2 separate regions of the Homo sapiens genome follow, and region 1 is linked to region 2. A link is an interaction called in ENCODE POLR2A ChIA-PET data of the cell type or tissue named here. Cell type or tissue: Panc1. All regions are shown on one strand.

Region 1 (2,500 bases), 120 kb before region 2:
AGTTAGAGACCAGCCCGCACAACAAATCAAAACCCTGTTTCTATGTCTCTACAAAAAAAAAAATTAGCCAGTTGTTGCAGTGCACGCCTTTGGTCCCAGCTAATTGGGAGGCTGAGGCAGGAGGACTGCTTGAGCTTGGGAGTTTGAGGCTGCAGTGAACTGTGATTGCACCACTGCAATCATCCTGGGTGACAGAGTAAGATCTCATCTCAAAAAAAAATAAATAAATAAAATTAAAAATAAAAATAGGCCGGGTGCAGTGACTCATACCTGTAATCCCAGCACTTAGGGAGGCCAAGGCAGGCAGGCAGGAGTTCGAGACCAGCCTGGCCAACATGGTGAAACCCCGTCTCTACCAAAAATACAAAAAAAATTAGCCAGGCATGGTGGTGTGCGCCTGTAGTCCCAGCTACTCGGGAGACTGAGGCACAAGAATTGCTTGAACTCTGGAGGTGGAGGTTGCAGTGAGCCAAGATTGTGCCACTGCACTCCAACCTGGGTGACAGAGCAAGAGTCCATCTCAAAAAACTAAACTAAACTAAAAATAAATAAATAAATATTTACAATAATATGTTAGAGCATTATTACTTATTAGTATTATTTGGCAGGGTTAAGTTCACCTTAGAATAATGGAAGACATTTGCTGAGCGCTTTTTCTGGGCTATGCACTGTGCTGAATGTTTTACAGGTGCAATTTCATCTAATCCTTACCAGTCTCTTAAAGTAAGTGCTACCATTATCACCATTTTACAGAGGCGAGAACTAAGGCTTAGAAATGTATCTTGATCGAGGTCCCGCAGCTCTCCAAGTTCACTGGAATTTAAACCTGGGTCTGTCTGATTCCAAACCCTTTGCTTTTAATCCTTATGATAAACCCTCTCTCAAGCTTTTTCTCAGAACCCGGGAGCAGCTGCAGGAGTAGCCTCAGCTCCATTCTCTTGTGCTGGCCCCAAGCAAGGGGATGGAAGATGACGTCTCCCTCTAAGATTGCTGCCTTTTGTCCAAATGTGCTGGCTGGGAGCCAGGCCTGGAAACTCTCTGCTCATGGAAAGAACAGAAGCCAGCAAAAGAGGGTGGGAAGAGTCTGAGGGGAGGAAAGGAAGAGGAGGACAGGAAGGCAAGAGGGAGAAAGGAGGTGGGAAAGAGGATTCTGCGGGTAGCACAGCTGGAGAGGGAGATGTGCCAGGAAGCAAGCAAACGAACGTGACCTACGGGTGCATTCCATTCAAGTGGGCTGTTCAGTGGTGCAGCGTGAGCCTCCAGCCCTGGGAGGCACAGGCCCCGAGGCTGTCCAGGTGCTCAGAGACCAGGACAGATCACACCGGGTGGTCCTTCCTCCCATTCTCAGGATTACTATCCAGTGAGGTCAGATCAAAACCAACAGCAGGAAAGCCTTCAGAGGGAAAAGAAGCCACAAAATGGCAGCCTGAGGGCTGCCTCTGGAAGTGGAGGATCTGGCCAGGCAGGGCCTCGGTGTCACAGCATGCATGGTGTGCAGGGGACGGAGAAGGGGAAGGGAGGAGACTGGGTGCTTGAATAAAATAAAATCATAACTATTTCCCAAGTTCCTAATCTGGATTGAGGAGTGGAAGGCCCGTACGGTGCCGTCAAGGTGGACCTGTAGGCGTTAGGCACCTGGACCCTGGAGTCAGACACCCTGACGCATTCAGCACCCACGCAGCCTTGGGAAAAGTTAATCCCTCCAGGCCTTAATGTCCACATCTGAGAAGGGGAGGCAATAGTAAGCTTACTGTGAACATTAAACTAAATGACCTGTGTAAAATCTTGCTTAGGGAATAGTAAGTGCTCAATTTGTATCAGCTGTTCATTCATCATTGCAGCTTAATTTGAGGTGTCAAAACATAAATATGTGAAACCTTCAATAAAAAATGTATAAATAACATTTGAAGCCAACCATACAAGACGTAACACAAGGTTATATACATTTTGTTAGAACATCAACTTTTTCTTCTTTTCTTATAAAAGAAGAAAAAGCATTCAGCAGGAGCCCATGGCTAATGTTTTTTGTTTTCGTTTTTTTGTTTGTTTTTGTTTTTTGTTTTTGTTTTTGAGGCGGAGTCTCGCTCTGTCTGGCAGGCTGGAGTGCAATGGCATGATCTCGGCTCACTGCAAACGCTGCCTCCTGCATTCAAGCAATTCTCCTGCCTCAGCATCCACAGAAGCTGAGTTTACAGGCACACGCCACCAGGTCCAGCTAATTTTTTTGTATTTTTAATAGAGACAGGGTTTCACCATGTTGGCCAGGCTAGTCTCAAACTCCTGACCTCAAGTGATCTGCCTGTCTCAGCCTCCCAAAGTGCCGGGATTACAGGCATGAGCCACAGCACCCAGACTGTTCTTTTTTTTTCTTTCTTGAAACGGAGTATCGTTCTGTCGCCCAGGCTGGAATGCAGTGGCGCGATCTCGGCTCACTGCAGCCTCTGTGTCCCGGGCTCAAGTGACTCTCCTGCCTCAGCCTCCTGAGTAGCTTGGATTACAG
Region 2 (2,500 bases):
GCTGGGATTACAGGCATGTACCACCACGGCCAGCTAATTTTTGTATTTTTAGTAGAGACGGGTTTTCACCATGTTGGTCACGCTGGTCTCAAACTCCTGGCCTCAAGTGATCCACTCACCTCAGCCTCCCAAAGTGCTGGGATTACAGGTGTGAGCCACCATGCCTGACCTGATACTTTCTTTCTTTTTGTTCTTTTTTTTTCTTTATTTTTCTTTTTCTTTCTTTCTTTTCTTTTTTTTTTTTTTTTTTTGAGAGGCTGAAAGTCTTTCCTGAGGAAGAAACTCAGATAAAACAAGCTGGTCTTCCCTGGTTCCAGGTGGTGAAGGCCCACCATTGAAGGGAACATTTTACCACACACCGTCCTTTTTTTTTTTTTTTTTTAATTATGTTGTCCAGTCTGGAAAATAGCTGGGACTATAGAGATGCGCCACTGGGCCCGGCTTACACTATACATCTTTTTTTTAAATGTGGTAAAATATATGTAATGTAACATTTACCATTTAATCAATTTAAAGTAAACAGTTCAGTGGCATTAAGTATTGTATTAGGTTGGCGCAAAAGTAATTGCGGTTTTTGCCATTGAAAGTGATGGCAAAGCTGGGTGTGGTGGCTCATGCCTGTAATCCCAGCACTTTGGGAGGCTGAGGTGAGTGGATCGCCTGAGGTCCGGAGTTCGAGACCAGCCTGGCCAACATAGTGAAACCCCATCTCTACTAAAAATACAAAAAATTAGCTGGGCGTGGTGGCGGGCGCTTGTAATCCCAGCTACTAGGGAGGCTGAGGCAGGAGAATCGCTTGAACCCAGGAGGCAGAGGTTTCAGTGAACCGAAATCATGTCATTGCGCTCCAGCTTGGGCAACAAGAGCGAAACTCCATCTCATCTCAAAAAAAAAAAAAAAAAAGAAAAAAGAAAGTGATGGCAAAAACCGCAACTACTTTTGTGCCAACCTAATACAACAATTACCATCATCCATCTCCAGAATTTTTTTTATCTTCCAAAATTCTATACCCATTAAACAACCCCCATTCCCCCTTTTTCCAACTCCTGGCAACCACCATTCTACTTTTTGTCTCTATTAATTTGACATATTTTTCTTATTTTATTTTGAGACAGGGTCTCACTGTCACGCATGGAGTGTATTGGTGAGCTCATAGTTTCCTCCAGTGTCAACCTCCTGGGCTCAGGTGATCCTCCCATTTCAGCCTCCCAAGTAGCTGGGACTACAAGTGTGCGCCACCAGACTGGCTAATTTTTTTTTTTTTTTGAGACAAAGTCTCACTCTTGTCCCCCAGGCTGGAGTGCGATGGCGTGATCTCGGCTCGTTGCAATTTCCGCCTCCCGGGTTCAAGCGATTCTCCTGCCTCGGCCCCCCTGCCCGAGTAGCTGGGATTACAGGTGCTTGCCACCAGGCCCGGTTAATTTTTGCATTTTTAGTAGAGACGGGGTTTTACCATGTTGGCCAGGCTGGTCTAGAACTCCTGACCTCAGGTGATCCACCCACCTCAGCCTCCCAAAGTGCTTGGATTACAGGCGTGAGCCACCCCGCCCGGCCTAATTTTTTGTTTTTTGTAGAGACCAAGTCTCACTATGTTGCCCTGGCTGGTCTCGAACTGCTGGGCTCAAACGATTCTCCCACCTCGGCCTCATAAAGTGTTGGAATTACAGGTATGAGCCACCGCACCCAGCCCACATGTGGATTTTAAAGCTGTCCAGAATTTTGATATGGCTTGGCATAGACAGACTGCAAGGCAGGCGCTAAGGTCTCCGATAAATGGTCAGGACTTGTTTACTTGACTCAATTAACAGGGTTGATTTGTTTTTCAGAACAGCTTGTGTGTAGAAACCTTGAGTAGAACTTGGAAACATCCCAGTTAGAAGGGTAGATAACACCAGCAAAACCGGCAGCTGCAGGGCCCAGAGCTGCCTTTCTTCCACAGCTAGAATGTAATCTGACCATGCCAGTCCTCTGCCTGAAACCACCCAGGGGCTCCCCATGGCCTGCAGGACTAAGTCCAGCCACCAGCTGGCTGCAAGCTGCCCTGGCTGCCTAGGCCTTTATGCTCCAACAATAAATGCACAGGTCGGGCCAGGTGCGGTGGCTCATGCCTGTAATCTCAGCACTTTGGGAAGTTGAGGTGGGCGGATCACCTGAGGTCAAGAGTTCAAGACCAACCTGGCCAACATGGTGAAACCCCATCTCTACTAAAATACAAAAATTAGCCAGGCGTGGTGGTAGGCACCTGTAATCCCAGCTACTCGGGAGGCTGAGGCAGGAGAATCTCTTGAACCCGGGAGGCGGAGGTTGCAATGAGCTGAGATTGAGCTGCACTGCAGCCTGGGTGACAGAGCAAGACTTGGTCTTAAAAAAAAAAAAAAAAAAAAAAAAAGAAGCAGGATGGAGTCAGTTAAGTCAGATCTCTTTCACTGTAATAATTCTGTCAGTTATAATTTTGGCAAAGGTGGTTTTATTGGCAGGGCAAGTGTCCCCTAACATCTCT

What was found. ChIA-PET counts read pairs that join two places held together with the same protein. Peaks named below come from ENCODE experiments on the same cell type or tissue, not always from the same donor. Only the 100,000 strongest peaks of a DNase experiment are listed, where the experiment ranks them.
Region 1: POLR2A ChIA-PET joins it to region 2 with 6 read pairs; 8 of 35 experiments call an interaction of 5 or more read pairs at or near these places.

Annotation. Positions count from the first base shown.
Region 1 is chr7:140,625,252-140,627,751 of GRCh38, reverse strand. All of the region lies in intron 1 of DENND2A (DENN domain containing 2A), which reads left to right. Among named protein-coding and RNA genes, the nearest start is that of DENND2A, 14 kb to the left of the region's middle. RefSeq lists enhancers at 1-419, 1,010-1,601, 2,192-2,500. In Panc1, no CTCF peak of the experiment used is centred here; a DNase peak (open chromatin) is centred at 1,215; H3K4me3 peaks cover 198 bases; H3K27ac peaks cover 844 bases.
Region 2 is chr7:140,501,633-140,504,132 of GRCh38, reverse strand. No RefSeq gene overlaps it. Among named protein-coding and RNA genes, the nearest start is that of MKRN1, 23 kb to the right of the region's middle. In Panc1, no CTCF peak of the experiment used is centred here; no DNase peak of the experiment used is centred here.